2 separate regions of the Homo sapiens genome follow, and region 1 is linked to region 2. Evidence: read pairs that join two places in POLR2A ChIA-PET (ENCODE). Cell type or tissue: HepG2. All regions are shown on one strand. Each heading gives the region's core, and the rest is flanking DNA. Links, peaks and the distances in the headings are about the cores only.

Evidence for each region. ChIA-PET counts read pairs that join two places held together with the same protein. Peaks named below come from ENCODE experiments on the same cell type or tissue, not always from the same donor. Only the 100,000 strongest peaks of a DNase experiment are listed, where the experiment ranks them.
Region 1: POLR2A ChIA-PET joins it to region 2 with 5 read pairs; 2 of 35 experiments call an interaction of 5 or more read pairs at or near these places.

Annotation. Positions count from the first base shown.
Region 1 is chr3:149,188,289-149,192,687 of GRCh38, forward strand. The region is part of intron 9 of CP (ceruloplasmin); the gene reads right to left. Among named protein-coding and RNA genes, the nearest start is that of CP, 31 kb to the right of the region's middle. In HepG2, for the core only: no CTCF peak of the experiment used is centred there; no DNase peak of the experiment used is centred there.
Region 2 is chr3:149,383,312-149,387,710 of GRCh38, forward strand. It overlaps TM4SF1-AS1 (TM4SF1 antisense RNA 1), which reads left to right. Exons shown (of 2, transcript NR_109810.1): 2 at 3,061-3,272. Among named protein-coding and RNA genes, the nearest start is that of TM4SF1-AS1, 7.7 kb to the left of the region's middle. RefSeq lists an enhancer at 3,457-4,399. In HepG2, for the core only: no CTCF peak of the experiment used is centred there; DNase peaks (open chromatin) are centred at 1,880, 2,610 and 3,800; H3K4me3 peaks cover 2,218 bases.

The DNA.
Region 1 (4,399 bases), core at 221-4,220, 190 kb before region 2:
CCTAAAGGAAAGAATGAGAACAGAAGTTTCTGTTGCTCTTTGTAAACTAGGGTTCCTGAAATATTTCAGTTCACCACCAGAGCTTTCTTTGGTATCTGTTTAGTGGATTTGTGGTTCAATATGGTAATCTGAGTCTCTCTCTGCATCTAAAAGTTCTAACTCTACCTTCCTGCCCACATTGTGCATACCAATTGAAGCCTCCAAAAAAAAAAAAAAAAAAAAAAAAAAAAAGTTAAAATAGGAAAGAATATGGGTCTGTGCTGGAAATCAGGGAAGATTTCACATTCATGAAAACCGGAAGAATTCCTGTAAGGCAGAGCAGGATGGAAGCAGATTTGAGGAAGAAATCATCCCAGATGAAGAAATAACCTCCCAATGAATTCGAACAGAGATTCAAACAATCTCCAGCCAGCTGTTCAAACATTATCACCTCCTCCCACTTCTCCCAGTGGAAAAAACAAAAAAAAAGGAGCAGAAGTGCATCTGGTCTATGAAATGATTCAGTAGTTCAGAAGAAGGCAGTCAAAGGAATCAAAGCAAATGAGCCCCTGAGAATAAGTGACTCTTAAAGGAGAGAATACTTTAGAGATTATTGCCTGTCTTTCCCTTAAGATCAGTCCTTCAGATACATGATAAGGTGATTATCAAATTGAAAAAAATCAAACTAAAGCAAAGACCTGAAGGTTAGATCCTTCAGAGAACTGAAACTATGATGAAGGGGATCTAAAGAAAGCTCCCATAAATCAGAGGAGAGCATTTGAAGGTGAAAAATATACACATTGTAATAATTTTAGAAAGAAGTTATAAAAGGAAGAGGCACAATCATAAGAAATACTAGTGGAAGTGTTTGCCACCACAAAGGGAAAAGACTAGAGGATTCAGATTCAAAAGCTTCCTGAAAACAAGACAAAATTACAAAATTAGTAATGGAGATCTGTACTAAAAATGTCCTGGTAAATGTTCCATTTAAAAATGTTATGAAAGGCCAGGCGTGGTAGCTCACGCCTGTAATCCCAGCACTTTGGGAGGCCAAGGCATGTGGATCACGAGGTCAGGAGATCGAGACCATCCTGGCTAACATGTGAAACCCCGTCTCTACTAAAAATACAAAAAAAATTAGCCGGGTGTGATGGCGGGCTCCTGTAGTCCCAGCTACTTGGGAGGCTGAGGCAGGAGAATGGCGTGAACCCAGGAGGTGGAGCTTGCAGTGAGCCAAGATCGAGCCACTGCACTCCAGCCTGGGTAACAGAGCGAGACTCTATCTCAAAAAAAAAAAAAAAAAGTTATGAAACGAAAAAATCAGGTTGACATTAAAATTATCAAGTATAATAAATGCCAGAAGAAGATGAAGTAGCATTTATCTTTTTGAGAAGAAAATATTATGATACAAAAATGTAACACCAGGTAAAGAACAACAAAAGTCATTTTCAGATGTATAAGGATTCCAACAGGGACTGGTACAATCACCTGTATACTGATCGACAGAGAAAACGTCAATGAAATATTTTCAGGTCATGTTTTCTGATCATAATGCAATAAAATTAAAAATTACTAGTCAAGGACAAAAAGTAAAAAAAGAATGTCATTTTTGATCCAAATAACTTAGATCGAAGAGAAAATAAAAATGAAATACTGAGATTTGGTAAGTAATGTCTGTGAGCATGCTGTAAAGAAAAATGTATAGAATGTAACTACACATATAAACTAAGAATCTGAAAAGCTTTTTATCTTAAGACTAAATAAAAATAAATCTAAATATCTGAAAAAATTTTAAAATTAGTTACAGAGAAAAATTAACAAAGACAAAAGCATAAATTAAGAAATTTAACACAGGTAAAATGATTAAATCCAAAAATATATTATGTGAAAAGACCAGAGAAATATAAATCTCTGGCAAGTCTAATAAAAAAGGTGGAGAGAACCAAAAAAATACCACATTAGAAATGAGAAAGGAATATAACCACATATATAGGGGAGAAAAATGTAAATCATTATATGCAATTAATGTGATCTACTGACTTAGAAAGAAGTGCCTGACTGGACTAGTACTCATGGATGAAATAAAATAGTGATTAAAAACATAAACAGGCTGGGTGCGGTGGCTCACACTTGTAATCCCAGCACTTTGGGAGACCGAGGCAGGCAGATCACTTGAGGCCAGAAGGTTGCAACCAGCCTGGCCAACATGGTGAAACCCCATCTCTACTAAAAATACAAAAATTAGCCAGGTGTGGTGGCAGGCGCCTGTAGTCCCAGCTACTCAGGAGGCTGAGGCACAAGAATCACTTGAACCCAGCAGGTGGAGGTTGCAGTGAGCTGAGATCACACCACTGCACTCCAGCCTGGGCGACAGAGGAAGACTCTGTCTAAAAAAAAAAAAAAAAAAAAAAGGAGGGGGGGAACCCCATAAACAACAAAACTACTCCTTTTTAAAAGTCAAAATAATTTTTAAGGCAGTTTCTTTCAACTCTCTAGGGAGCAGATGGTTCCCAAATATTTAAACTATTCCTAGTTTATTTAATAAAGATAGTATAACCATGGATATTAATATCTGAAAAAGCAAGCAAAAGCTAAACTAATTTCATTTATAAGCTTAAATGAGAAATTCTAAATCAAACACAGTCAAATTCAGCCCACCAATATATTAAAGAAAAATTCACCATACTTAAGTGTTGTTCTCCCCCAGAGTGCAAGGATAGTTTAACATTAGAAAGTCTTTAATGTAGCTGGTCATATTTATTTGTAGTTGATCACATTACAGGAGAAAGACTATATAATGATTTCAAGAAAATCTAAAAAGAAATTTTTGTAAAATATGACATTCTGGCATTAGCTCTTCCCTTTGCTTTCCTCTCAGATCTTTGCAAGGCTGCCTTTTTGAAATTTAGGTATCACATTAAATATTATCTCCACATTATCTGAACTAGAATTTCTGTTCACTATCTCATTACGCTATTTTTTTTTTTTTTTTTTTTGCAGAACTGCTCACTTTCTGAAGTTATCTATTTCATTTTCTTTTGTTTGCTTATCTTCATCTCCTTTCCTCCCATTCCCCTCCTTCCTCCCATATACACTAGAATAAAAACCTATCAGAGCAGGAAACTTATTTGTCTTATTTACCAGTGAATTCTGTGCCTAGCACAGGATGTTTTTGGAGCAGCTCAAGTGATTTGTTTTAAAAACACTCAGTGTAAAAGTAGAATAAAGCACAACCACTAGCCAATTCATACTTAGTGGTAAAATAAACAGAGATGTTCTCATTAAGATCAGACACAAACAAGGCTACTGGCTATTCCACTATTGTTTAATATTATTTTTAATATTCTACCCATCATAATAAGGCAAGAAAATAGAATAAATTTGCTGGCGATGAGAATTAGCATTATTTATAGATAATATAGAACCTATATGAATCAGTTGGAAATTATTTGAACTAAGAAATGAATATTTAAGATGTCCAGCTCCAAAATAAATGTTAAGCAATTAACAGCTGTTTCTATAATGACAATATGCAATTAAAAAATACCGTGTTATGCATAATATTAAGAAAAACAGGAATTCAATGAGAAACATGCAGGACGAATATGAAAAAGACTATAAGAATTTACTGAATAATTAAAAAGACAACTTGAATTAAAGGGCTCCTGAGTGAAAGACTAACTATAGCTAAGAGATGAATTCTCTCCAACTAAAGCTATTCATTTAATGTAATAATAATAAAAACTACCAATGGCAGTTTTTTAGTTTAACAAAATTATATTAAAATTGATCTAGAATAATGTATATGTGAGGGTATCTAAGAATAAAAAGGGAAAATAATTCTTTTCAGTAATGGATGAACATGTTCTGACATGTATTTAAAACTTTACAAGCTGCAATAATAAAAACAATGTGGTACAGGTACTGGCACAGATAGGTCACACGGTAAACTAGGAAACCTAGAAAAATGATCCAGATATATTTAAGATTTACAATATGTTAAAGGTGACACTTCAAATCAGTGAGTAAAGAATAGATTTGTTAATATATAATGCTCAGATAATCTAATAGTTGTTTAGAAAAGATAAAACTTAGAGCCTTAGAGCCCTACTCACCAAACTGAAAATGTGTTACAAGTAGCATTTTTAAGATACTGACTAAACTGTAGATGAATATTTACTTACCTATAGAATAGAAAATAATTTTCTAAGTATGATACAAAAGGCAAAAAAAAAAGAATTGATAATTTGGCTATGTAACACTGAAAACAGCTATATTGTCACAGGCAAACAAACAAAAAAGTAAAAACACTCAACTGTAAGCAATAATGGAATATGAAAAAACACACACAAAAAAGAAAAAGACCTGCATTATACATAACAAAGATAATATGTATGTAGTATACACACACACACATATA
Region 2 (4,399 bases), core at 178-4,177:
TTGGCAGTGGAACTGGGTTACCTTTAAGAATTAACATAAACAGTCTATGATTCTATGTGGTTGTGAGATTCTAGAAGGAAGATTTGAACTCAGATCTCCTGCACCCCAGTTGTGTTTTTCCACATGCATTTCTCCTTCCTTGTAGTTTCTTACTCATTTGAACATGACAAATGTAATGATTCCTATATAGTAACAATGCTCATTAGAGCATTCTGATTATAGTAACAGAAGCCAGTTGAGTTACCTAAAACAAAGGGGCATTAATTATAAACTTCAAAGGTGGAGATGCAGATAGGATGATGGAACTCACGGACAGGGGAACAAAGGTCTGGAAATTCGGAATGTCATACTCCACATTTTGCATTTTTGACTCTTTCTATCCATATACTTTATTCTTCTTAGTGCAGTCTCATTGTCTCTGGTTCTCAGTTCACACACAAAAAATATGGCTACTGACAGTTCTGAAGTTTATAGTTTTTTCAGTTCAAGAGATTCATCCCAAGTCCAGATTGTGAGAGAAGGGACATGCATTGGACAAGACCAGGCCAGGTGCCCATGCCTGTGGGGTCAGGTGCCCATGCCTGTGGGGCCTGCATAAACATGGCTGCTGGGAGCCATCCCTGCAACCAGGTACATGCAGGAGAAGTCATTCTCAGGAAAAGGTGAGTGTGGGACCAGGCAGGGAAGCCAGTTTCTGTCCTTTATTTGGAACCATAATCAAGGCAGACAACCACAGTAAAGAGATGCAGAGGCAGGGAGTAGTGTAAAACCACCTTACACACAGCTTCCTGGCTTTCCCTTCACTTTAGGTTGTAGCTCAAGTTATTCTTGGGCTAAAAAATAAGCTCTGTTGGCCCAATTAAACCAGAATTAATCACCAATTCCCCATCTTTATCTGGTAATTTTAGTTCAACATTGCTCAGCTGATGGCTCATTAAGCCAAGAACTCTCCCAGGTCTCAGTTACCATTTTCAGACAAGACACCTCCTGGGGTGCCTGCCCTGTGGTCTGAAGCTCAAGATGTGGCTCTGGGTCTCCCTTCCTGAGGGCTAGCTACCCAGAAGGGCTGGTGTGACTTCCTCTTGAATGGGTGAGCTGAAGGCATCCAGGGCACCTAGGGCAACTAGTGCATAAATACTTGAAGGGGAAAGGACTCTCATGTTCTGATTTGAGTATCATTTCCTTGGGTTGAATAATTAGAGCCTGGCATGTGAGATGTGGAGGGCTTCAAAGACCATTTGATTTTCAACAGAAAACGGTCTATGGTTTTCTAAAACGACACACCCTGATTCAGCCCAAGGGAAACAGAATGTCTGTGGGTGAGGCCAGGAATCTGCATTTTAAGTAAGTCCTCCAAATGACTCCAGTGCCCAAGCAGAGTTGAAGTCCACTGATGTAGGTGGCCCAACTTTCTAGTTTTATACATGAGGCTACGCAAGTCCAGCAAGGTTCATTTCAGTTGAGAAGAAAAACCATTGATTAAAATAAAAAAAAAAAACCCTAAAAACTTTAAACTGATGAATTCATGTGTTTGCACCTTTTGAACCCGGTTCACCAAGTGGTTCTCTTTGTGAGGCAGGAGAAGTAGCAGGCCACTTGCAGCTCCTCTCTCTGTCTGATGGGAGACCAGGTCCTCCCTGGGAAAAGTAGCAAGTTCTCTCCTGCTGGCCTCCTTCCACAGATCACAGCTGCCTTTGGGGAGAATGACAAAAACTGTTCAGGGTTCCTGGGTAATACGTATCCAGTTTCTGTGCATTCAGGGGAAGAGGAGCGTGGAGCAGAAGGAGAGTGGGCACATGCAAGTCACTCTGATGCCGTCATTTAACTTTACAGCTCCGTTGTGCAAAGCTGTTTACAGGTGAGGAAACTGAAGCTCATCTGGGTTAAGCATGCAGGCCAAAGTCACAAGGCTGGCGAGTAATTAGGCCTGGATTCCTCCTACGCAAGTCTCCCTGACTCACATACCCATGCTCTTTCCTTCACACACTGGGCTGATTTTACTACAATGTTGATCAGATTCGGGGACTGTTTCTTTGGCACTTCTAAATAACACAATTTTGAGACATTAATCACTTGGATTCTACTTTAATTCGATGAATGATTTCAAGGTTAACCTGATGTCTCAAAATTAAAGCTACAGCTCCTGTTCTACAAACTTGGTTTTACTGTAGCAAAATAGAACTATCAACAAACAAGAGATGTGTGCAATGAAAAGTTTTTAAAAGAATTGTCTAGATTCAGTAGAGGAGAGAAATAATAGGGCCTATTTTCATTTCCTTTACCCTGGTCTAACTTGTAAAAGGATTTCCCTACCTGTGTCACTGGTCATGATTGCAAGTTGTCCAGGTTCTTGGCGTTTTGAACAAAGAATTGGACAAAACGCCCAGCAAAGCAAAGAATGGAGCAACAAAAGAACAAAAGCAGGGATTTATTGAAAATGAAAGTACACTCCACAGTGTGGAAGTGGGCCCGAGCACCAGCTCAAGGGCCCAAATACAGAATCTTCTTGGGTCCAAATACCCCTGGAAGTTTCTCATTGGCCACTTCATGCTTACCTCATGTAAATGAAGTGGTAGCCCGCAATCAGTCTGATTGCTTGCAGAAAGCAGCCAACCAGAGGATGAAGTGAAGTTACAAAGGTCACACTCCTGTGCAAACATCTGATTGGTTGCAAAAAGCAACCAATCAGAGGGTAGGGTGAAGTTACAAAGTTATACTTCTATGCAAACTGAAGACTCCGTCCACAATCAGTCTGATCAGAGCCACAGTCAGACCATTCAGAGTCTGGAGTGAAGTTACTAAATTGCAAACAAAGTCTCTACCAGCAATAAGTCTGATTTGTCGCTTACAGACAACTTCCCAACTGCCACGCAGAAAAGGTCAAAGGGAGTAGCCTCTGGTCCTTCTGTTACTGAGGCATGGAAAGTTAGGGTTTTCCTTTCAATTTAGTTCTAGGAAGTCAGTGTGAAAAGCCTTAGGTTCCCTGCCTCCAGTCTCTATTCTCCTGCCTCACATGGCCTTTTGACCTTATATAAAATATGCTTGCTTTTTTGCAGAAAGGTTGGGGTGAAACTCTCCACTCCTGCTTTCATACCATTTGAAGTTCAGACCAGTGAGATTTCCATCAGTTGGGAGTTGAAGATGCCACAAGGACAAGAACTGAGGATGGTTTGCTCAGAGCTGATTTTTAGACACCATTTTCCAGGGATCCCTGGTGACAGAGGAGCATTTTTTTTGTGGTTGAGTTCTGAATTAAAAAGTGTCGTACTATATATTTGTTTGGTCATTTCTATGACTTCAGCACTCTCAAAGACTTGGACAGAAGCATAAATAAGAGGCAGTGTGAGCATTCTCCAAGTAATCATTCCAAGTTGGTGAGTTCATACTCCACCTAGACCTCATGGCCTCGCCACTCTCAGTCAAACTGGTTTTTGTGGTTGTCAAAGTCCAACATGGCAAATTTCCCACTGATACTAAGTGAGTTGAAAACTCAAGTTACAGTTGATTTTGCCCTAGGGAATTTTACCAAGAACAGCTTTACAGCAGTGGAGAGTTGAAACGTGTGTGTGTGTGTGTGTGTGTGAGAGAGAGAGAGAGAGAGAGACAGAACGAGTGAGCATATGTGTTAGAAAGACAGACACCCAAAAAAATGTCAGATTTGGTTTGGCTACACTTCTTGCTCTTCTGGCCCAGGTGGACAGTTGACCTTCCTTCCCCCTACCTGTTCATAGTCTCTGACTGGCTTTGATGCGGGAGAACTGAAGTCCAAATAAGCATGACCCTAGCCTCTAATACAAACACCGTGCTTCAGATTTCCTCCCCAGAAAGGGAGTTGAGATTCTAACTAGCTGAGTCATCTAGTGACAACTCCCTTCATTGTGTTATGTTACAAAAACATAGTTGTTCACTATGGGAACCCGGATGGGAAATCCATTCCACTTTCAGGTTAAACCGTTAGCCTGGCCAAATGACTGTAAGATTCTACAAGGTCCTGATTTTTCAATAATGCCTTCACCATGATTTGGAAATTACTTTTTCAGACTTAGAAGGTGAGGAAAACTTGAGCAAGAATTGCAAAGGAACTGAAAAACCAATTTGAAACATAAACATTATCTGGAATGTTTATAATGCATGTATTCCTTGTCCAATAGAAACCAAATAAGCTTCTCTGATGAGACCCTTCAGAATAGCTGTCCCTAAGAGGAACTAAATCAGGAATTGGGGATAGCTGGCAAGAAGACATCAAAGAAAGCTCAGGATGTGGAATCTCTACATTGCCCTGGATCTTCTTTTGCAGGTGCAGGTTCCTAGAGTTCTTATTCACCATCCTGAGGACACCAGGGGAATAAAAAGGATTGCAGGGCCTCGTCCTTCTTGACCTTCTCCCCCTCTGATTTCC